3 separate regions of the Mus musculus genome follow, and regions 1 and 2 are each linked to region 3. Evidence: chromatin loops called from intact Hi-C (ENCODE). Cell type or tissue: heart. All regions are shown on one strand.

The links. A loop is a pair of places that touch in the nucleus more often than their neighbours do. Peaks named below come from ENCODE experiments on the same cell type or tissue, not always from the same donor. Only the 100,000 strongest peaks of a DNase experiment are listed, where the experiment ranks them.
Region 1: a loop joins it to region 3, with 3 times the contacts of the local background. A loop is called at or near these places in 6 of 42 quality-filtered maps.
Region 2: a loop joins it to region 3, with 7 times the contacts of the local background. A loop is called at or near these places in 6 of 42 quality-filtered maps.

What each region holds. Positions count from the first base shown.
Region 1 is chr7:83,871,114-83,879,113 of GRCm38, reverse strand. No RefSeq gene overlaps it. Among named protein-coding and RNA genes, the nearest start is that of Tlnrd1, 9.2 kb to the left of the region's middle. In heart, no CTCF peak of the experiment used is centred here; no DNase peak of the experiment used is centred here; H3K4me3 peaks cover 52 bases.
Region 2 is chr7:83,888,133-83,896,132 of GRCm38, reverse strand. Mesd (mesoderm development LRP chaperone) reads right to left here and starts at 3,867. Exons shown (of 3, transcript NM_023403.4): 1 at 3,658-3,867; 2 at 371-603. The coding sequence starts at 3,843. In heart, CTCF peaks have their summits at 1,610 and 3,827; DNase peaks (open chromatin) are centred at 4,052 and 6,542; H3K4me3 peaks cover 2,475 bases; H3K27ac peaks cover 2,027 bases.
Region 3 is chr7:82,862,067-82,870,066 of GRCm38, reverse strand. Mex3b (mex3 RNA binding family member B) reads right to left here and starts at 2,734. Exons shown (of 2, transcript NM_175366.3): 1 at 2,140-2,734; 2 at 1-1,311. The coding sequence starts at 2,416. It overlaps Gm36584 (a long non-coding RNA gene), which reads left to right and starts at 2,771. Exons shown (of 5, transcript XR_003946820.1): 1 at 2,771-4,525; 2 at 6,208-6,464. In heart, CTCF peaks have their summits at 3,288 and 3,951 (motif pointing left); DNase peaks (open chromatin) are centred at 226, 2,166, 2,936, 3,736 and 2 weaker places; H3K4me3 peaks cover 5,305 bases; H3K27ac peaks cover 5,367 bases.

The DNA of each region.
Region 1 (8,000 bases), 1.0 Mb before region 3:
TATTCATCCTGAGTTCTTGGTAAGAATGCAAATCAATCTCTCTCTCTCTCTCTCTCTCTCTCTCTCTGTGTGTGTGTGTGTGTGTGTGTGTGTGTGTGTGTGTGTGACTGTCATTCTGGAAACATCAGTTAACGGCTGAATGGTAGTTATTTTTCACTTTCCTTTTAAAGCTGGTATAGGGGTCTGAGATATTTTGCAGTTTGAGACAGCTAATTTTAACAGGAACACCTGTTTTTTTTCTGAATGAATGTGACTGGTGAACAGGCAGAATGGCGGGGGTTGGACAGAGGACCTCCAGAGTTAGCAACTGAGCAGTGCACAGAGACTGAGAGGACTTGGAGAAGAAATCCACAGACTTAGCACCTCTGCCTGCGGCTGCTGCCTGGCTTGACCTTTGACTCTAGTAGCTGAATGAGTTCTTAAGGAGACCTGGGTTTTAAGGGCAGATCCTCTCAGCGCTTGCTTGATTATTTACTTTGGGTATCTGTGACTAATTGGTCCAATTTGCTTAAGCAAAGTTTCTGGGAGTGATCTGCTTCCCCCTACAATGATAAAGGCTCAAAAACTGTAGTTGTCTAGATATAAGGAAACGCCGCTTTTAGCAGGGGCCTCTGTGATTGAGGTCAGTTTAACAGAATTGGGGTCAATTTAACAAAGCAGGGAGCCCATTAAGATCAGAGGCTATAATGCCTGGCATATATGTATTTTGGTTTTGGTTTTGGTTTTTAAATGAAACTAATAAAATGCCTGCAACAAGATTACATAAGCAAGTAGTGAAATAGTTCCTGTAGGTGGAAGTTATAATGGCCATTTACTGGGCCAAAAGGCAGTGGGAGCCAACTAGGATACAGACAGCTGTGAGTGATGCCTTGCTCTGGACTCAGTACTGCTGTGTGGTCCAAGGACCTTCAGCACCAGCACTATTCTGGATGCCACCTCAGCTTTGTTCACTAGAAGCTGCTCTGTGTTGTATCAGGCTCTCCAGGTGACTGATGCATGCCCAGGTTGGAGCCTCCCTGCCCTATAAAGTATGCAGGTTTCTTTTTTATCTTTAAATCCAGAATACACCCCTTGTGTGTCAGGAGGCTATATCATTTCTATGAGCTTCCCCTTTGCTCTGGTGTCCTTTTCTCTTGGACATTGTGAGCTTAAACCTAAGTCTTTGTATGTGGCAAGCAAGTGCTCTGCCACTGAGGTATGTCCTCAGGCCCGAGGAACTCTTAGATTGATCTTTGAGGGTGTGTGTGTGTGTATCTGATGTGTGTTGTGCTTCATGTGTATCTGATGTGTGTGTGGATGCAACCGTGCACATGCCACAGTTTGCATGTGGAGATCAGAAGACAGGTTTGAGAATTACATCATCAAAATTGTGTAGTAGTACTCTGGGAGCCATCTCTTTAACTTGAGAATTGAGCTCTCTCTCTCACGCACTCTTTCTTTCTATCTCTCCCTCCCCTTTCTCTCTGTGTACATGTGTGCATGTTTATCTAAAGTACAGAGTTCTCTTCCCTTTATGCTTTGGAAAGAAACTGAAACAATACAACATAAACCAGCAAACTGACTTTATGTTCTTACATATTATCTCTTGTGCAAGGTGAATTCAAAAGAAAAAGTCAACCTGTGAGCTCTTTGACCAACCAAGAAAGAACACTTCACTTCTGAGTTTATTTACTATTTTGTATAATTTTTTTTTAATTTATGGGTATGAGTTTTGCATATCTGTGTACTATGTGCATGCCTAGTGCCTCAGAAGGTCAGAAGAGGGCGTTGGATCCCCTGGAACTGGAGTTATGGATATTTGTGAGTCACCACGTGGATTCTGGGAAGCAAACCTGGGTCTCCTGAGAGATCAATAAGTGCTCTTAACTGCTGAGCTTTGCCTCTAGCCCTGGCTACTGAGCTTCTAACACATACTCACAAGCAATGTATGTACAGACCGATTCCAACATGCACTGCAGGAAATCTGTACTGCAGTATGTGATACACCCAGAAGATAGGGTGATCAACCTTAAGAGCTAGAGTTGCCTTTTAAAAGACTCACTCTTCTTGGGATGGTGGCATGAGTGGGTGTGGGGACCAGAAGCTGCTACTCACATGACATATTACTGAGAGGGTACCCAGGATCTCAGTCATACCCTGGCCCTACCCCCTGCCTTGTAAGAACTGCTCTTTGGCACCTTATCCAGGAGGCCCTATTCACGTTTACCCAGGGACACTTCTGTGGTAACGTGAGGTAGCATTGACTGAGTCCTGGCTTTTTTCTGAACTGTGGTAACTGAGGCATTTGCTATCCTTATTTCAGTCTTTAGTTTACAGACCACTTTCACTCATAATGTGTCCTTGGGTCCTTAGAGCACTCTTGGGAGGAGGTAGGTATTACTCACTGTGTCTGTCCTCCAAACATTTGTGCCTCTGTTTTCCCGTTGTAAAAACTAAAGCAAATATTTACAGTGAACTCCATGAAGCGGAAGACCTTGTGATGGACTCCACCAGAGTAACCCCGTCTACCTCCCTGAATGTTAGGTTCACGTCGGTTTTCCTTGACATTCTTGCCTTAACGTGGAGTGCTCTGACACAGCAAGTGCCTCGATGCTTTGCTCTGTCCTCTAAGAAGTGTTCTGTGTAGCTTCAGGCCTCCAATCCAGACTCTGCAACTTTGTATGTCTTAAAATCTTGCAATTACTACATTTTGGGTCTTTAGGGAAGACTTAGATGTTAAATATGAATTTTATCATAATTGAAAAACAAACCCAGTCCCCACAGTTTTAAACTATGACTTACAGTTGGATTTATAAGATTTATTTTTTATGTGTTCAAATGTATGTGTTTGGTGTGTGTGTGTGTACACATGTCACAAAGGATATGTGAAACTAAGAAGACAACTATGATGAATCCTTCCACCTTTATATGAGACCAGGGCATTGAACTGGGGTGTTCAGGCTTGCTAAGCTTTGTCTGCTGAGTCTACTAACTGACCCTATTGTAATATTCTAAATGTGTAGCACACATGTATCCAGTTTCAGCTAAAGAAAGGACAGAGGAGACGTAGTTAATCCTGTTTTAGAGGAAGGGAAATATATTTGGGATGCGTCCAACTTCCCAAACTGTTGAAGATGAGGTGTTTGTTATCCAAGCACAAATCACTTCAGAAATTGTTGTAAATAGCCCAGGTTATTAACCGTTAATTCGTTAATTTCGTGTGTCTGTGTGTGGGTAGGTGATCCCATTACCTTTTGCATGCTAAACAAAGGCTTTATCACTGAACTGTAGCCTGCCTAAATTTTGAACCGTACTTAAGCAAATACTGAGCAAGCAAAATCGTCATTCATCAGTTACCTTGGCTCTCTCCTGTCAAACAGCTTTCAGGAGGTCTAGACTTATGACAAACCTCGGAGAGCTACTGGAGGAAACCCAGAGCAGTTTTGGTGACCTATGCCCTTTCCTTTCACCTTTTCTCTTTGGGTGATCATCAGATTCTTTTAAAATCAACTGGCAAACAGCCAAATGTGGCAAATACTTGTAATCCTAGCACTTGGGAGATGGAGACAGGAAGGCCAGGAGTTCAAGGTTACTATCTTTCGCTGCATGAGACCCTATGTCAAAAAATAAAAACAAACAAATAAAATCCACAGAAGAGGGCGAGGGAGGAGACTTTTGTAACTAAGATTGACTGGCAAGTATGCCAGCATCTTCCTTTGGGTAGAATTTTGGTAAACAGATTTTCCTAAACGGCTTCCTGGCAGTTTCTTCTCATGCCGTGTTAAACACAAGTAGGACTGATTTTCAAAATAGGTAGTTAAAGCTATGAAGTGGTACATGACTTTTAAACTAGTACTTGGGAGGCTGGGACAGGACGATCAGAAGTTCAAGGCCAGTCTCAGTATAGTCTGGACTAGCTGAAACTACACCCCAACACACACACACACATACACACACACACACACACACACACACACACACACACACACACACACACCACACACACACCTTGCCACAAACTCACAGCTATTTATGACTCATGTTCCAGAAGAAATGATGTCCTCTTCTGGCCTGCAAGGACATCAGGCAAGCACACGGTGTACAGACATATATGCAGGCAAAATACCCATAGACATAAATATATAAAATAAAAACAATAAAAATCCCAGTGTAGTTCAAATGGTCTGTAGAAACAACTGCAATTTCTACCTTACTAATTAACTATTAAAAAACATTTGTGTGTGTACATGTGTATGTGTACACATGTTGGCAAACTCCATGCAGAGGACATTAATTAGAGCTACTGGCAGTTGTAAGGATACTGATAATGGAGTTCAGGGCTACTCAGTAGAGACTCATGATGTTGACTATACATTGAGGATACTGAAAGTGGGTGCTGGGAACACAAAGATGATTATCACGTAGAATATATAGTTGATAGGCAAGGCCGATCAGATCACAGGAGAACAACTTAAGCACATAACCTTTTGCCTATTTCCAATCCTCATAATTCCTAGTTGGAGTCATATTGGCTATGTTAACCGCCAAAGAGGAACGGTGCTGGCTGAAACTGATTTGCCCTCCTCTGTGTCCATGACCACATGTGAGTGGGAATTTCATGATTTGTTTTCTGTCTAACTGAAGGGTGGTTTTCTAGAGAGGCCATAGGTACCTTGTTCATTCCAAGGGCCGGGTATCCTTTTCTATTTTAATCTCCACGTTGTATTGATGTGAAGCTCTTCAAATATACTAAGTCTGATCTACAGAAAGTGGAAGAGCTTCCTCTCCACTTGATGCTAGCTTGGTCTTAAGATCAGGAGCTTGTGTGGTGCTGGTAGGACACGTTTACCTACAGATAGATCCTAAGCCTGTCTGCCTTTGTAGAGCACCAAGAGCTGGGTTGGGACAATAGAAGAAGCATATGGGTGGGAGGGTGAGGGCTTGCTGGTGGAGTGGAAGCCTTCTAAGGTGATTGGCATGTCTCTTTCATCCCGTCATCCCTGGGTACCATCTAGATTTCCAGTGAGCTGGTTAATGAAAGGAGAATAGCAGTTGGCACTGTTCCATCTTTATGACAGTCAGCTTTCAACCGACACTTTGAGGGACAGAGAGCTCTCTCAGGTGAGGATGTTCTACTGAAACTGCTTGTCCAGGTCACCAACTGCTAAATAGGAACAGAAAGATATGAACCACGGGCTGTCTCTGACAGAGCCTAGTATTATAGGACTTGGCTATGTGAGTGAGTGAATTTCTAACATGGAGTCCTGCTGCTCTTTTAGATAATATGCTTTTGACCTAGTTATTTCATCACCGTTCAGAGGGTAATTCCTATGAGTTTTTTTCCTGAGTCTCACACATTTGGTTTGAGCTCCTCCTAGGCTTCTACAGAACACTGAGTTCTGGTAACTGACCTAGGCAAAACAGATATAGAGAAACATGGAACACTTGTTGTAGTGTCCCGTAGGTTTTAGAGGATGCCCGAGCAAAAGTGGCTTCTGGCTTTTTCAGGAACCTTTGGGTCTCTAGGATGCAAATGTCTTTGTTCATCCATGCCAAAGTTCTTCCCATAATCCTCCCACTGATTTGAGGGCAAAGGCTACACTCCCGGTTAAGACATTCCCAGAAGGTTGAGTCTCAGAGCTGCCTTGCAAACTACATCTCTGATGCTGAGCTCCATCTTTTGGTCTCTAAGCTGTTGCATAGGCTAAGCTGTCTTTCCTTGGACTATTCACCCCACATCTCTCTTTCCTCCCCCACTCTTCAGCTCTGGTAACAACCTCTTCTGTGGGCCTAGATTTATTACACACTCCATTCCCTGCTCTTCCGTGACTCCCAGCTGCACCTGGATGTCCAAGAGTCTGAGAACCCCACGGCCCTGAACTCATCACAGGCCTGGGGACCCCCGAACCAGCCCTGGCTTTCCCACATCTCAGACTGTGCTTTCCCACCTCCGGAGCGGTGTCTCCAATCTTCTATAGCCAGGGCCTGGGATGGAGCTGACTCGACCGACAGATAAGTGTAGAGTAAATCTTGTAGCGTGAATCTTGACCCCACACAGTAACTTCCATCTGTTAAAAATTTTACATTCATTATTGGCAGCATGACACTGAATGGGACCCACAGAAAACAAAGCCAAGCCATTATCGCTGCTGAAGCCTCCTCTTCCTCTCTAGACCAAGGCCTGGTGCTAGTGGCATGGGCATCCCATGGGTGGCATGGGTATAAGGCATTCCACAGTCACTCCCATCCCTGTTGTGCCTTGCTTTGTTGGCTTCCCTGCAAAATTTTCTCTCCTGTTGCTCTAAATACAAGAGTGCAGGTTGCTTGCTGGGCCCAAAGCTGAGAACCATCAGTGAGTGCCAGGACAAGGCTGCCGTGGCCCGCATGGGGCTTTGTAGGCCTTCTGGAGGCTGAAGATGTACTTCAGGTGGCTGAGCGCCTGCTTGGCCTGCTGATATACACCTATAGTCCTAGCACTGGAGATGTAGGAGGAACAGGGGTTCCAGATCACTTTTGGTTACATAATAAATTGGAAGCCAGGCTGGGCTACACTAGACCCTTTCTTAGGAAAATAATATATTTTTAAATTTATTATTATTATTTTATTGTTTTATGTGTATGAGTTTTTGCCTGCATGCGTCTCTGTGTACCATATACATATCCATGGAGGCCAGAAGAAGGAGTTGGATCCCATAGAAGTGGAGCTACCAATGGTCGTGAGCTGCCATGTAGGCAATGGGAACCAAACCCAGGTCCTCTGGAAGAACAGCCAGTGTGCTCTTAACTACTGAGATATCTCTCCAGCCCCCACAAAAATAAAACCTTGTAAGCTCCCCAGGGATTTGAATGGACTCCAAGGAGAAATGAGAGGATTTGGGTGGACTGGCCTCTAATGGGGGTGGTTAGGAGTGGGGGGTAGGGGCTGTTACATTGATAGTTCCTCTAGGGCCTTGGCTAAACTTGGACTCTGGGCTGTGAGCTGTAGGCCTAGGTGTGCACCTGGTGATGACTCTAGCTCTTCTCCTCAAGGGTCTAGAAACTATTCGCCACCCTGGGAAGTTGTTTTTTCCCACACATCCACTGAGAACCAGACTCCCCAGGGAGCCCTTGAAGCTGGCGTGAGAATTGAGCTCTGGCTTCTAGTCCTGTGATTGTTATAATACAAAAATTACTCATGGACTTCCATAATCAGGTTCAGGTTATGATAATGTACTTAAATTTGTTTCTGGAGTAAGCAGTGCCCAGTATACACACACACACACACACACACACACACACAGTACTCTGCTTCCCAAACCTAGACCTCTCTAAATGGAGGAAGTGACAGATTTAGGGGATAAAAAGTCAAAGTCATGAGGGAGCTGAGGCAAAGTAAAAGTCTTGGACCAGCTGGCTATGATGAAATATGTCTAAAATCCCAGCACCCAGGAGGCTGAGGCAGGAGAATAGCCAGTTTAAGGACAGCCTGTATTATAAAGTAATACCTGTCTTAAAAACACCAATCAGTCAACAAACAAAACAAAACAAATAAGCCTCAGATGATTCCAGGCCACCAGTACATTTGAGTTAGGGCCTTAGGCTGGCCTGGGTCACATTATATAGACCAGGCTGATCTTGAACTCACAGAGACCCAATTGCCTCTGCCTCTGGTATGATTACAGGTAACCATCATGCCTGATAGATGACTTGCTTTTATTTTTATTTTAATATTCACTTATTTATTTATTTATTTATTTATTATTTATTTTGCTTTATTAAAGTTTTCTTACTTACATGCATTTATACCACGTGCATGCCTGATGCCCATGGAGGTCAAAAGAAGGCATTGGATTCTCTGAAACTGTAGTTACAGAGGGTTATAAAACTACTCACTGTATTGTGCTAGAAACTAAACCTGAGTCCTCTGCAAGAGTGATAAGTGCTCCCGAGCCCCAAAGGGAGCCTGTTGTTAAGATCAGAAAAAACAGGGATCAAAGCCATAATTTAGAATCTTATTCCCCCATCATTGGGGTTACAATGCA
Region 2 (8,000 bases), 1.0 Mb before region 3:
AAGGTTAAAGAGATAAAAGACAAGCCAAATTTCCAAGACAAGATATTAAAACAAACATACTAATTTTGGCCAATAAACAAACAAGTAAACCAATGTTTCAAGAAAAAAAAATTAAATAAAAGGATTCATAGACAGGAAAGGCCCAAGGTCCTTGGAAAGACTGCCAAAACAGACACCCTGCTTCAGCCCCAGCACACATCCAGGTGATGTGGCCAAAGCTGCAATCCCAGTGCTAGAGGCAGAGGTGAGAGGATCTTTTTAAGTGTGAGGAGTGAGGCCATCTGGACTAAATGGCCAGAGCTATAGTGAAAAATCAAATATAAACCCCAAATGCCCACAAAAATGACCTACTATAGCTTGGGGTCTTTACCTCTGAACGTCATAGTTGGCGTTGAACAGGCTACCCTGCCACAGGCTGGTGATCTCCTCTGTCTCCTTCTCGGTGGGGTTCCCAGACACGGTGACAAACATCATCAGAGTCTTCCCTTTCTTTGTCATTTTCAAGATGCTCTCAGGTTTGCCTGGGTCTAGCTTTGAGAAGTCGATAGGTGCTGAGGGTCTCTTGTGTTCTGGAAGGTCTCCTTCTTCTATGTCATCATCTTTCTGTCAGGAGAGAGGGAGCATTAACCTGTCATCAGAGACGCTCTCTGCACTTGCACAGGTTCTGCCCAGGATGTCAGACGCAGGGGCACACCACCAAACTACTACACAAACAAAATGTCCAAGGATATCCCCCTTGACAATACTTAGGGGTCCTGCATCACATAGGTTTCCATAATGTTCCTATTCCCAATTTAATCTCAATTTAGATTATAAAAACAGCCACATTCTGGTGTGGTTATAGATGCTACCTAGCAATGAAAATCAAATACACATACAACAGATCTCAAATACAAGTATAACGGCTGAGGGTTGTACTCTCAGTGACTCCCAGTGATCTCAAGGAGAAAGTGAGAATTCAAGGCCAACTTAAGCAATTTAGCAAGACCTTACCTACAAACACGCCTGGAGATATGGCTTAGTGGTAGAGTACATGTCATTCAGGATGAGGCCTTGAGGTAAATTGCCAACACCACTAAGGCAATTTTCTTTTGTTAAAATAACAGGTGCCAGGCATAAAAGAAAGACATATTATACAATCCCATTTATTTAAGGTATCAAGAACAAGTAAAAATAATGTGGGGGGACAGGAATTAGAACACTGATTGCTTCTGGGAGGATATGAGATGGGTCTGACTGAGAAAGAACACAAAGGAACCTTTCGGTGTGATGGTCTGTGATCCCAGGACTCACTCCGTTCTGTATTTCAATAAAGTGTAGGTTATCAGAGACAGAGGTCATGTCTAGCAACCCCAGGGTCCTGAGTCCTTGCTTCCAGCAGAGCAAAACAAACAAACTCCTCATGTTGCATCCTTAAAACCCACAATTCACTGCATGCAAATGTTCAACCCCCATACTTCTTCTATGTAGTGGTGTGTCCTAGCAATCCTGAAAACACCTGTGAATTTTAGGAAGGAGCAAAAGTGTACACATGCGAAGGATGACTATAGCAGATTCCTCACTTGGGGAAAAATGCCACATGGAAGCAGGAAGAGAGCACCCTGTGGGTACAGGCTGGAAATGCAGGCACATTGATTTGAGAGGTACCTGGATGAGTGGGTAGATAAAAATATTAAGACAGAGGTTTCTTGAAGAAAAGACTAGTCACCCTATGGAAAACAAAAAGTGAAGCCTTAAATATCTTTTTTGCCTCAGCAAGAATCACTCATATAACAAGTCAGAATGCCATGGACAACAACCTGAAGCAGTTCTAGGGCCAAATCTGGAATAATATGAACATCAAAATAGTAGTGAGGATTTATAATTCTCTAAGTCCATATTAACATAAAGAAAGAAAAAGAATATCAGTAGAATATCAATAAATAGTTAATAAATGGAATAACTAATAAATGGAAGAACGTACACAACAGACAGAAATAAATAATCCCCAAAGGGGATGGTAAGTTGGCTTGGTGGGCAAGGCGCTTGCCTTGGCAGATATGATGACCTGAGTTTAATCCCCAGGGCCCACATGGTAGAAGGAAAGAAATGACCAACTACATCCAACTTGTTCTTGGACCTTCATATGCATGCTGAGGTACATATATAGGCACAGAGATCTCTACTAGACCACATTCACAAGTGTGTTTGTATTAAATGCAGGGAATGTTATTCTGTTGGTCTCTGCTGTTCAGCTCAGTACACATCTCTCTAATAGACTAGAATACTCTCCTGTCCTGTCTAAAATCAAACCTGCTCCCTGTTGCCCTCTGACATTCCCACACAACACTTCCTCTTTATAAGATCCAACCATTTCTGTTTCTGTTTACGAGGGTTATTTCCTACCCCCTTGTTCTGACAGATGTCTTGCTCATCTCTGTGACCTCCTCTTCCTCGGGGTCTGAGCACTGTCCATGGCTAGGCCTCTCACAAGGCAAGGTTCACTTTAGCAGGTTAAAAGGCATTATTTACTAGAGTCCAAAAAGGACAGTTGGAAATTGAAAGGAGTCATACCCACTCAAATCTACTCCAAATTTTCTTTCCAGAATCTCACAGTGGAGCCCAAACCAGTTTGAAATTTACTATGTAGCCCAGGTTTAACTAAGGCTAGCCTCCTCCACTAGTCTCTTAAGTGCTGGAATTACAACCTTGCACTACCATGGCCCCACTACTCCAATTCTTCTGTTGGGTACAGAGAACAACAACAGGAGTCCCCCCTTTTTAAGTCAAATCCAACAGGTGGATATTTTAAATGTATGCCCAAAAGTCTTACCTCCTTCCAACAATATAGTTAGCCACAAGTTAAAAAAAAAATCAGCATTGGAAACAAACTCTGAAAAGTTCTCTGGCAGAGAACCTTACACAGTGAATATAGCTATGTGTGTGATTCCTTTCCATCAGCTGTGCCAATCAAATACGACAGTACAATCAAGGGCTGCAGTGTACTTTTGATCAGGAATCCCTCCTTAGAACCTTTTGCATACCCCAAATGCAATCAAGTAACAGACCAGAATTCGGCCTCTCACAAAACAAGTCCACTACTCCCATCAATGAAAAACCTGAGTTGCATATGAGATATGCCTTAGTTCCCTTTACCAGTAAAATAAACCCACCCAAGAAATTACAAAAGCCCCAGCAGGAATATACACCAAAAGAAGTCGGAAACCCTCTATATTTGGAAAGATCTCTATCAAAGCTAAAAAAAAGTTGAGAGACCACCTTTAGAACCCATTCACTCCAGAACAGGAGGAGGAAGGAGGGAATGCTCTTCAGGAGCGCTCGCTCCCTGTTCGCGGCTCACAAACCACCAAGATCAATGTAGAGACCCCTGCGACATAGCAAGGAAAGTAGGGCTTGACTGGTGAGAGTCCAAGTGCTGACTGGAGTGGCTGAGGAGCCATGATAGCGAAAGACACTGGGCGAGAGGCCTGAGCCGTGGTGGAATGAAGAGAGACGCGGGAGTCAACGGGTACTGGGAGACATTTCAAGAAAGACCCTCAGAGGGCAGCGAGCGGGATCAGGGGACAAAAGTCAGAAGGTCAAATGTCCGAGAGGGTAAGGGTTAGGAGAAAAGGGATCTGTATGGGAGATGCTCAGAAGTGTGCAGGCGACACAGACCTCCCACTGCTCCAGAAGTCGCGCCATGTCGGCATCGTTGTAATCGCGGATGTCCTTCTTTTTCCGTGGAGGTGGGGTGGCCTCGCCCGGAGTGTCCGCCGCGTAGGCATTAGGAGGAGGGAGCAACAGAAGGTCCGAGGCACACAGAAACAGTAGAACCGCGCGCAGCCACCTGGAGGCAGCCATGTTAGCAGCCTAGCGTAACGGACTGCCCAGCGTAAGGCACAATGAGCCTGCGCAGACAGCGTGCGGAGTCCGGACGCCGGGGCCTCGCCCCCACCCCGCCCCCGGCCTTCCAATCCAGTCCCTAAGCGTGTTCTGCGCAGAACTAAACCCAGTACTTGACCCCGTCCCACCCTCGCGGACTCAAGTCCCAATGGCTCCGCCTCCGAGGAGTCCGTAGCCTACCGCACCCCGCCTCGTTCTGGTTCCTCCTGTCCGGACCTCATCCGGTAGCTCCGACCCCCTTGGCTCCGCCCACAACTGCATTCCCTTGGGGCTCCCAACCTCAGGCTCCTCCCCGTCATCGAGCCTTTCACCACTTGACTCCACCCCTCAGCCACGGTCTCCTGACTCCGCCCCTAGGGTACCGCCTCCTCACCAGACTCCGCCCCATAGCTCTGGGAGCTCACCTGGCTGGGGACCAAGGGTTCTTCCTCCTGGTTCCTCCCCTTGCCAGGCTCCGCCCCGCGAGCTCCGCCCCTTGGCCTGGCCAAACAATCTACTCTAGCTGGGTCCTGCCCAACTGTGCTTTCTCCACTATTTGGGGGTTTTGTTAGAAGTCAGCCCTTTTGTCTCTCATTCTCTAGCCAGGGTCTGAAAGTTCCCTCAGGGTTTCAGTGACAGAGTCCTCGAAGCCTATGAAATGAATGAGTTGGAAGATATGCAAACTACCTTGACCCTGAGGCCCTTTTCAGGGTGTTGACATTCAACTACGCTCCCTAGTAATTTCTAGCAAGAACAAACCGCCTGCTGAAAAGCTAAGGACAGCTAGGGCAACTTTTCTCGAAGACTGTAATTATAGGGTCTATTGTTATTCTGCTCCACGGATGATTTTCGACCCACCATTCTTTCAATATCACTGTCAATTAAACTGGAAAAAAAAACCCATTTAATTGATAACCATTTTTATTGTTTAAAATAGTTCCTGTCTCTTCTGATTTTCATCTACCACTGTGGCTTTAACCTATAGGACAAAACCACCCTAATTTTATTTTCTATTTTACAAGATTTTGACCACTAAGATCTTCAAAATTAAAATACTTGGGGTCAGAGATACTTTAAAGTTTCCTAAGCTTTAAGTGGCAGATCTGATTTCTTTAAAATTTCAAATTATATCATAAGACATGAAACCTTGGTGTAGTTGGAAAATATTCAAAAACTATACCTTAAGTACTGACCCCAAAGTGCCACATAATGCATACAATTTATTTCTATATTTACAAATGTATCTCAAGAATGGGTTTTCAATGTTTATATCAGCATACTGTGTTAATTACTAAGCATACTTGGGTTCTTTTTTTTTTTTTTTTTTTTTTTTTTTTGGTTTTTGCGAGACAGGGTTTCTCTTTATAGCCCTGGCTGTCCTGGAACTCACTTTGTAGACCAGGCTGGCCTCAAACTCAGAAATCTGCCTGCCTCTGCCTCCTGAGTGCTGTGATTAAAGGCGTGCGCCACCACGCCTGGCCTTGGGTTCTTGAGTGTTTCATTCCTTTACTGTTTTTTAGTTTTTGGTTTTTTGCTTTGTGGGTGTTTTTTGTCTTGTTTGTTTTCTCAAGACTGGGTTTCCCTGGCTAACCTGGAACTCACTCTGTAAACCAAGCTGACCTAGAATTCAGAGGTCTGCCTGACTCTGCCTCCCAAGTGTTGGATTGGAGGCATGTGCCACCACAACCATTCTTCACTAGTACACCAGTGTTTTTGTTTTTTCTCTCATGGTCATTATTATATTACTATTTTCCCTGTCTTTTTCTCTATACTTTGGATGGATATCGTTAATAGGTTTCATATAGTGCAAATCCTTTACAAAATGTTTAAGTAAAAGTCTTTCTTATGACTGATACTTCTTTCTCAGAAGTGGGTGGAAATTGAGTGTTAAGAATGTCCTGGGTTCAGCTGGGCATGGTGGCACACGCCTTTAGTCCCAGCACTTGGGAGGAGGCCGAGGCAGGCGGATTTCTGAGTTCGAGGCCAGCCTGGTCTACAAAGTAAGTTCCAGGACAGCCAGGGCTACACAGAGAAACCCTGTCTCAAAAAAAAAAAAAAAAAAAAAAAAAAAAAAAGGAGTGTCCTACCTTATCCAGCCTTCTTTGTCATATGGCCCCATCACAAAGGTCTGGAGTTTCTATCCTCAAGGTCATCAAAAGTTCCAGGATGGCTATTGGTACTCCAACCATCAGATGGCATTCCAATCAAAGGAAATGGGAAATAAGTCAAGCTGAGGGACGAGCATCCTATTAGGGAATTGTGCACAGCCTTTCTGGTCTCATTGAGCTACCTCTCTGAGAGGGACTGGGAGTAATTATTTAGCTGTCTTTGCTACCATCTCAAATAAATTTAGGCTTGTTAGGAAAAGCATAAAGTGGAGGTTAAGAAAAGAGCTAACTAGCAACGTGAGCCTTATTGACCTTCACTCTAAGGTCAAATGTGGTGTGCATTTATTCCCACTGTAGTAACGTAGCTGATTTTTTCCATATTCATACATGGATATGAATAAACACAAGGACATTTTCTGTTGACGTTATACAGAAACAACTCATAAGAAAAGAAAAAGAACTTTTTTCTCTTCTTTTTTGAAATCATAAGGGAAATGTCATGAGCCTTCTCCCAGGGGCACATTGCTCCACCCCGTGGCTTGGAGCTCTGTCCTGGCACAGTCATGCTAAAAAACATGCACAGCTGTGGCAGATCATGTGCTCTGCAGGGCGGGGTCACCCTGGTCATTCATTCTGCCAACTGCCAAGGTAAGGTTTAGAAAAAAAAAAAATGCTGGTTTTCTTGGCCTGAAATATCTAGTTACAGAAAAATAAAAAGGTTTTTCTTTTCTTTTCTTTTTTAAGTATTGTACCACAATTGTTAAAACAAGTCAGAAGTTCCAGGGCTACTGACTGTCATCTGAGGAGGAAACACATCTGGCTCCCACTCCATTGATCTGAAAACATTTGGAGCAACTACATTTTCAACATTTGACAGACTAAGTATATTTTGGTGTTTTGGAACACTGAAGAACCTTCTTTGTCTAATGACTTACTGTTAGGCAGGTGAGACATTGACAGGAAGGTGAACTTGAAGTCCTTGGTATCATACAGGAGGGTTTGCAATAGCAGACGGGCTAAGCCATCTACAGTACACGCTACAGATTCCAGGTTAGGAGCTAAAGGGGCCATGGTAGTAAATGTCTGTACTTAGTCTGTACTTATTTCTTCTCTCTCTCTCTCTCTCTCTCTCTCTCTCTCTCTCTCTCTCTCTCTCTTTCTGTGATATTCATGTGAAGGCCAGAGATTAATATCTAGTGTCTCCCTTCACTGTTTTCCACTTAGTAATATAATAAAGCAGGTTATTTTCTTTGAACCGGGAGTTTACCATTTCTACTCATCTGGCTAGATAGCTTACTACAGAGATTTCCTTTCCTGTCTCCTTGAGGGCTGGTCCACCCAGCTTTATGTAGATCCTAGGAACCCAAACTTTGATCCCCATACTTGCTCAGCAAGGGCTTTACCCACTGAGCCATCTCCCCAGATCTTGCCCCTATGTTTGTTTTAAGTGTTGGAATTATTCAAATGTGGTCAGATATATGGTATAGCCATGGAATGAAAATATGGACCCAGGAATCCAGGACACTTTCTTCCCTGATGTCTACCATGGCACCACCAGCGAGGCTTACAGCATAACAACACTAGTAGCCATATAGAAAATAGTTTCAAGGTCTAGCTAGAGCCAGGAGAACTCAGATGGCCCTGGAATTTGAACCAGGTCTGAGGCAGTGCAGTATAGAGCTGTTGAAGAGGGGCTGGACATAAAACTGTGTTCAGTGCCTAAACGAGGGGCCAGGCTCTGAGTTAAATACTCAGGCCAAAGTGCATCCTAAGTTTAATGAGAACATGAGCCTGGGTTCATGCTGGCCTACATTCTCCACAGCTAAGGAGTGAGAACAACACCTTCTAACACTACCTGAAACCTTGCATGAGCAATATCCAAAACCTGAATGACACTGTCATCAATGAGCCCTAGGACCTGGTAGGAGCCAAACATTAACCCTTTAAGAATCGAATTATAGGGGGCTGAAGAGATAGCTTAATGGTTAAGAGCACTGACTGCTCTTTTGAAGGTCCTGAGTTCAAATC
Region 3 (8,000 bases):
CGAAGCACACAGAGCAGTCGCGGCTGCCTTTGCGCCTCAGCCCAGAGGAAGAGGAGGAAGAGCTGGAGGAGGAGCTAGAGGACGAGGAGGAGCCCGAAGTGTCCGACGAGGGCAGGCCAGGGAGCTGCGTCCCTAGCCCATTAGCATAGGCAGCGTAGGCCAGGCCTCCACCGCCCGGGTCGCTGCGCACGCGGCGAGCAAGGTGGTGCTCTCCCGCCCCCGTGGCCATGTGCAAGGGCGGAGACAGGCGCGGGCAGCTGGTGCCCGGGTGCAGTCGACGGTGCACCAGCAGCCCCAGATTGGCATTGGAGGGTGTGCTGCTGGCGCCACCCCCGGGAAAGACCACAGAGGACGACGAGGCAGATGAGGATGCCGAAGAAGAGCAGGAAGAGGATACTGGTGCTGCAGATCCACCTCCTGGAGAGCGCTCGAACTGGGCCCAGAGAAGGGGTGTCCCAGGTGGTGGGGCGGGAGCTGGGTCGAAAGTAGGCTGCAGCTCAGGACCCCCATCTGGGGAAGGTACTGAGGCTTCCCCCGCTGTGTAGGTGTAACCATTGCCGTTATTGTTGTTGTTCCCATTGTGAGCAAAGCTGAGTGCAGGGCTGGGAGGGCTATAGTCCGCCAGGCGTGAAGTAGCAGCTGCGCTGCCGCTGGTCCCACCACCGAAGTAAGAGTCTGTGGATGCGCTGCCAAGCGAGCTGGAGCTGTCGTTGCGATAGCTGGAGAAGGGCTTGCGGCCAGGTGTAGGAGTGATGCTTGGGGTGGGCTTGCTCCAGAGGCTGCCCGGCCCGGACCCGCCGGACCCGTGATGCAGATCAAAGCCCACGTCTGTGCCATTGGCATGGAAGTCGTTCTCGTCTGTCAGCTCGATGATGCCACCGGTGCGCAGCGCGATGTGAGCTTCGATCTCCTCTCTAGCGCGATCCACGTTCTCTGGCATGCCAGTCACCTCGAAAACTGGCTCCTTGTCTCGGCTGGGTGTCACAATATATGTATGTGTCTGCTGTTGAATGCGCTTGATCGTGGCGCCCTTTGGACCCACCACGAGCCCTACCACGCGGTATGGCACCCTCACTTGGATAGTGGTCTGTCCCGGCAGGTTGGGCGGTCCGGGCACAGCTCCGTTGAGAGCCGTGTTCTTGTTACGAGAGGCTCGGATCATGGAGAAGTGCTCTGCGGCAGAGATGATCTCCCTCCGAGCCATAGCCACATCCTCCTTCCTGCCCGTCACAACAAAGACAGGCTCCTCCCCGCGAACTGGGGTCTTGATGTAAGTGTTGGTCTTCGCCCTCAAAGCTTTGATTTTACAACCTGGAAGCCAGGGTTCAAGGGAGGGAGTAGGAGAAATAGAGAAAGAGACACGCCCATTATCCCAGGATAACCGCGGAGACCCGGGACAGCCCGCGCCCAAGGCAGCTGGGCAGCAGAACACGCGACCAGAGAAAGGGGGCGTCTCCCTCGCTGACCCCGAACCGCGCTAGGAGCTGGACCGCCGGTTCTGTCCTCGAAACGCTCGAGGAATAAATAGCCCATTGGCTGCCTGGCCCTCCCCCGGTAACTGCAGTCGTCCCAAGCAAAGCGCAGAACCCCAGAAAAGTCATCTAGGGGGATGCTGCTGGTATCCAACTGAGCACACTGATTGCCTTGAAGACCAGGGGCTCCCGGGAAGCCGCGATCCCTAGACTCTGGAGGACTAGGGGTGGGGTTAAGAGAATGGCAGTCCTGGGACCCATTGTTCCTTCCCTGGACTCTATTCCATTCCGCTTTGCAGAAATCCCGAATCCTCATCCCTTCGGACGACCCCCCCCCATACTGCCCCCTCCCAAAGGACCACCAGAGGTCCCCTCCCCCAGTATATTATATTTTAAACATCTTTCCTAGAGTGGACTAAGTCTGGAGCACTAGAGGAAAAGGCAGTGATTTTAGCAGGAGAAAGTGCATCCCGCCGCGGCACTGGCGCCGCTGTGGAAGACAGCCTGCCTGCACTTTCTTTGTCTAGTGCGCCGGCCCATCGCGCGGCTCTTCCTCCCTCCCCAAGGCTCCCCCGCGCCACAGCTCCCGTTCCTGCACCCGCCCTCACAGTGAGGCGGTGGCGGAGATCCTACACACCCCTCCGGTCCCCATCCCTGCCGGACCCACCTTGCCTCCCTACGATCTCCGCGACGTGTTCGGAACTGGGTACCGGCACGCACTCGGTCATGTTCACGCTCTTCTTGCGCGGTTCGCTGTCGTACAAAGAGGCGCCCTCATCACTGTCCAGTCCCAACAGGGAGAGCTGATCGAGCGCAAGCTGCAGGGCTCTTTGGTCATCCAGAGTCTCTCCCCCGCCGCTGCCACCGCCGCCTCCCCCGCCGCCGCCTCCCCCGCCGCCGCCGCTGCCGTTGCGCTCCAGGTCTGCAAACAGCGAGCTGGGCATCGCTCCGCCGTGCGCGCCGCGCCCCAGCCGGCTCTCTGCTCGGCAGCTAGAAGGTGCAGCCACAAAGGCAGCCGGGAAGCCGGCAGTCAGGGGCGGGGAGGCCGGTCGGCTGCGGAGGGCTCCGTGGCTCGTTTTTCGGCGCTCGGAGGAGTGGGTCTCTGCGTGCAATCCGCACCGGGCAGTGGCTGCAAGAGCCCCCGCCTGGGTCCCCACCCCAGATCTGCTGGCGGTTGGGGTGGGGGCAGAGCTCGAGCGGCGGCCGCGCGTGCCCCCCGAGTGCCCGGCTGGCTGGCCACAATGCCGAGCGCAAAGCGAACAGGCGAGCGACAGCAGCGTTTCTTTAAGGAGCCCCTCCCCGGCTCCTCCACTCCCTCCCTCCCTCCCTCCCGCCCGCCCTCACTCAGCGCTTTTTCCTCCTCTCCTACCCGCCTCTTGACTGAGCCTCTGCAGCCAGACGGCTCCGGAGGGGGACGAGGGAGGCGCAACGTCACCGGCGGGAGCTGACACTACAATGCTACTGACACTATCGCTGGGGGAGGCGATTGGCGCGCGCCAGGCCGGGGGCGGGCGGAGGCCGGGGCTGAGAGAGCGGAGCCAGCGCCACCCCCATCGAGCTCGCCGCAGCCCGCCCCGGCCTCCTCCCGGCCGCGCCCCTCCCCCGCCGCCGCCGCGAACGCCTCTCTTTGTTGTCTAATGCGGGACCGGCTGGCTCGGGACATTTATATGTACCTATCAGCCGAGGACAACCACTGTCCTCAAGTCTCTTTCCTCTCCAGGTTGAGAAGAAAAGGCGCCCAACTGTGATGCCAGCCGCCAAGCTCCAAAGAGCGGTCCTTCTAAAGTCCCGTTACTGCCCCCAAATAAAGCATCCCTGGAGCCGACGCGACCACTAGGTGGACGGTATACTGTACAAGGTATCTGTACCACAGGGCGGCCCAACCCTGGGACGCGGAACCAAAGGCTCGAGATCCTGGGCCCCATTGGTATTGTGACTGCTGGGCGCGAGCTGCCCACCTGCGCGGGAGCGCACGCCACACAAAAGACACGCCCGCCCACACTGCCACTCGCGCGCGCGCTCACATTTCCGTCCCCTTGGGTAGCACTTTGCCCAAGTGGCCCTGAAAGAACGAATGCCAAAACCAGAAACCGGTTGCAGAAAGGGCCCGACCCGCACCGCTGCAGGTGACCTCTAGGGTCCCGCACATGCCTGGCGCGCGGACTGAGACCCCGCGGGCTCCCACACGCGCACGAGCGCCGCGCGCCCACTGCCGGGACGCCAGCCCTACACTGCCCGGGAACAGTGAGGGCGTGCGCGCCCGCCGCTCCCAGGCCCGCCCCTCCCTGCGGTCAGGCATGCGCAGTGCCTGAGAGGAGCCCAGAGCGCGCCGGCCCCGCCCTCCGCCCAGCCCGGCCCCGCCGGGAGGTGTGTGGTCGGGCCTGGCGCTCTTTGTGCGCTTCTCGGGTTGGGGGAGGCGGCGGAGGAAGGGTGCGACAGGACTAGCGGGCGGCCAAGGCGAACTGCGCCCCCTCCTGGCTTCTCCACCGATAGCCTCCGAGCGCAAGCGAAAAGAAAGGAGGTTTTGAGGGGCGGGCCGGGGCGGGGTTCGGGCCTCGGCGCATCTCCCTCCTGCGAGAGGAGGACGCCCCTTCCCTGCTCAAAGCGCATCCGCTTCTCCGTCCTTTGTTCCCGGAGCCCGCCTGTTTATCCGCGCCCCTGCGCCCTGCAGGCTAGTAGTCCAGGCTTTCCCTAATCCTGTTAAGGTCTGCCGGGAGAGACGCCTCCTGGTGATTCCGAGGCGACTTGTGTACACCGCAGACTGGTTTACTGGAGAACCCCTTCCCCGCTGGGGGCGACCCTGGGGACCTGGGGCAGATCTGAGGGACCCAGAAAAAAGGGATCACCCCGCACCTCGGCTTTTATCCACAATACCTCCCCTGCCCAATGCCTGGGTGGTTAAAAGTGACAATGGTTGGCAGTGCACTTGGGAGCGGACTGTTCTGCCAGCGCCTGCACTTCCAAGCGTGCGAAGGTGATCCCAAGCTCCAAACTCACCTGGAGCTGTCTCGGGGCAGAGGTGCTGATTATTTCCCTAGGGAAATGAGGCTGAGGTGCGGCTTTACTGTGGCTATTTCCTCAGGATGTTTACGTCAGCTTCCCCAAGCTGGCTGTGTTTTTCTTCAAAGAATCAGTTCTATAAGGGGCGGGAGTGGACGGGGTGGGGGTGGGGGTAAGAAAATGGTGGTGCAGAGAGAGTTCGCTGACCAGTAGAGAATTCCTGCTTATGAACTCGGAGTCAAATTGGTTTGTGAATGAGGAAGGAGTGCACTTGAGGACCCTAAACTAGGTACTGGAGCAAAAGCGCCCTGCCTAGAAAGAGTAATGAAAGAGCATTCATGACGGCAAGAAGCAAAAGAGAGCCTGGCCGCGAGGCCCCTGCCTGTCATCTGAGAGGGTGAGGGAGGGCAGGGATTTCAACCAATTCCAGGACAGCCTGGGCTATATAGTGAGTTTTGGACCAGTCTGGGTTACAACGTGATATCCTGATTTTTAAACGTTAACAAAAGAGGCAGTTCTGAAAAGCCCGTTTTCACCTTGCAAGCACAACATGTTAGCTTCCTTTTGGGGTCCACTGCTGTTCCTTTAAAACGAACACGAAACTGATTGTGTACGTGTAACTGGGATGGAGGGTCCCTCAGGAAACTTGCTGCAGGGAGCTTGCCCATAGATTTTTTGCAAGCCTGCCATAACTCTATTCCCCCTGGAACCTGCTTGTAATAAGATTTCAGATGAGTTGCTCCTGAAAATTTGGAGGATTTGGCTCTTCAGGAAGTCCCTGGGGACCCTGTCTCATTAGCAGGAAGGTGAATGCAATGCTTCACCAAGGTGACATGTTTAATGTCACTCTTCCCTGCTGGATGAAAGCAGGAACGGCACCTGCTTATAACTATGAAAGGTGGATGAAATCACACATTTTGCCCCACATGAAAGAAAGGTGGAAACTCTGACCTTAGCAATTCATGACCATCTAGACAGGTCCAGGTAGGTCCAGACAAAGAGCCTGTTTGGTGAAAGCTGTGAAAATCAGTGTTCTGAAGACACTGTATTGAATACATCCCTGAGAGCGTTGCACGATGATTGATGTGCTAGAAATTATGTCTGACAACGCCAGACTCCATTTCCAGCTGGACTTTTTGTGTCTGTGCCGACTATGAAAAGGCCAGTACCCATCTTCCGGTGGGCTGTCTTAACCGGAGACCAGGACAAAGGGAACTCATGTATGTGTGGATGACAAGCTGCTGGCTGGTGCCTTCCTACCAGCCACCACCCTTCTCTGCTTGCATGCAATGGAGCATCTGGAATGCTTTCAGACCCTTGAATATATTTCTAGAAATAATTCTAGAAATAATAATTTCTAGAAATAATTTAATAATAAAAAAATGAAATAATTTCATTTTCAATTAATGTCTTATAAGACACCATACAACTTGCAAGGCCTGCTTCTGGTTTTAAATACATACCCTAATCCCATAGTTTCTGTTTGTTTGTTTGTTTTGTTTTGTTTTGTTTAGATTGTTCCAGGCTCCTATTGGACCCAAGAGCTTAACTATTTTCCTGATACAGGACCCCATACCCCCAAGGGCTTTTTCATGCAGCCATATTATGTTTATTATTATAAGAGAAGAGTGTGCAGAAAATGGGCCGTCAAGGAGCATTTCAGCTGCTATAAATTATGAAAGGTTCAAGTTATCTCCTGAAAGCAAACAGTAACACAGCCTGTTTTCCTTTCCAGAGGTCTGCAAAGCTGTTTTGCACACATCTTGCAGACTGAATACATGGCAGGAGGAATTCAAATCTCCACGTGAAAGAAAGCTAGCTCACTTCAATCCGTGTGCCTGAGCTCGAGTAAAGCATTGGTACAAAAATGATTGAGATGGTGAGGGAAAGGACTCTTCCCCGAGCCATTGTTCATATGGAAACCAGTTACACAGAGGGGCTAATGTGCAAAGGGTAATCCACCCAGCGTCCTGGCAGGACCTCGCAGACGAGGTAAGTGTGCTGTGCTTCAGTGAAGGAGGTGCAAGAATTTATACAGATCAGAGCTTTACAGCATGTAGCATCTACTTAGGAACTCAATACCTGCTTATTAGATGAATGAGGGAGCCAGGCAGAATAGCCCTGAAGGCATAATTTCCTTAAGTACACACATGAATAATTCAGTCTCTAGGAAACAGTTCAAATGACTCCAGCCACAACAACATGACTTTGAGCGATGTTGGTAATCACAGATAATATTTATTACACACGTATGATGTGCCAGGCAGTTTATAAATGCTTTCCAACATAATGTAAGGTTTAATTTTCATAATTGCCTTGAGTCAAAGACTGTCCTTGTACCCACTTTACAGATGAAAAGTAGCTAAGTCCCTGATCCCAACCGAGGCAGATTTACCTCCAAGTCTAGGAAGCTTTAATTCAGGGGCTCTTACCTAACACAGTACCCCCAAGACACTGGGGAAAGTCCTAACAATTTCCTCATCAGGTCATTCAGTAATGTTTTCAACAATGGAGTTTTTATTCGTTTTCTTAAGGAGAACTCCTAAGATGAAGTATACTTGAGGACAACAAATCTTAGAAAAACTATTGTCCCCATGCTTATAGGTGGCATCCGAGACGGTGATCTTAACCAAGCCCAAGTTGCTTCCTGTCTCTGAGCCATGAGTCTTCAGCTGAAAGTTGGAAATATTTATAGCGCTATAGCCTACACAGGGTTATAATGATCCCACATGGGAAGGGATATGAAAGTTCTTAGTTAGTCTTATAGTTTTCCATTGTCTCTGTATTCTTAACATGCCAGTGACATGGTTCATGCAACACGCATCTATTTGGTAAAATATTTGAATAATGTAGGAAACCCTCCCCTTATGCTGACTGAACTATTATAATAGACATGTGTTGTGCAAACTGATGCATTCAACTGTGTTTGAGAGCACTTAGCATTAAAAACAGTGAAAAAATAGTAAAAGTGCATCAAAATTTGAATGGCTGCTTTTTAAAGAAAGCAACTTTTCTTTCATTTTCTGTATGCCTTAAGAACTGCATATACTGAGCTAACCAGTACCCGTGAGCTCTTGTCTTTAGCTGCATATGTATCAAAAGATGGCCTAGTCGGCCATCACTGCAAAGAGAGGCCCATTGGACTTGCAAACTTTATATGCCCCAGTACAGGGGAACGCCAGGGCCAAAAAGGGGGAGTGGGTGGGTAGGGGATTGGGGGGGTGGGTATGGGGGACCTTTGGGATAGCATTGAAAATGTAAACGAGGAAAATACCTAATTAAAAAAAAAAGAACTGCATATACATTTTTAGTCAATTAATTTTCTAGGGTCTGGAGAGAAGGCTCAGTGGAAAAGGTGCTGTTGGTTGAGCTATGAGGACCAAGGAGTTCAGATCCTTAATACCCACACCTGGCTTAGTAGCACATTGCTAAAAGCACTTGGAGAGCAGAGATGGGCCAGCCCATCAGACTCATCAGTGGCAAGCTCAGGTTCCACAGGAGACCCTATTTCTTTCTTTCTTTTTCTTT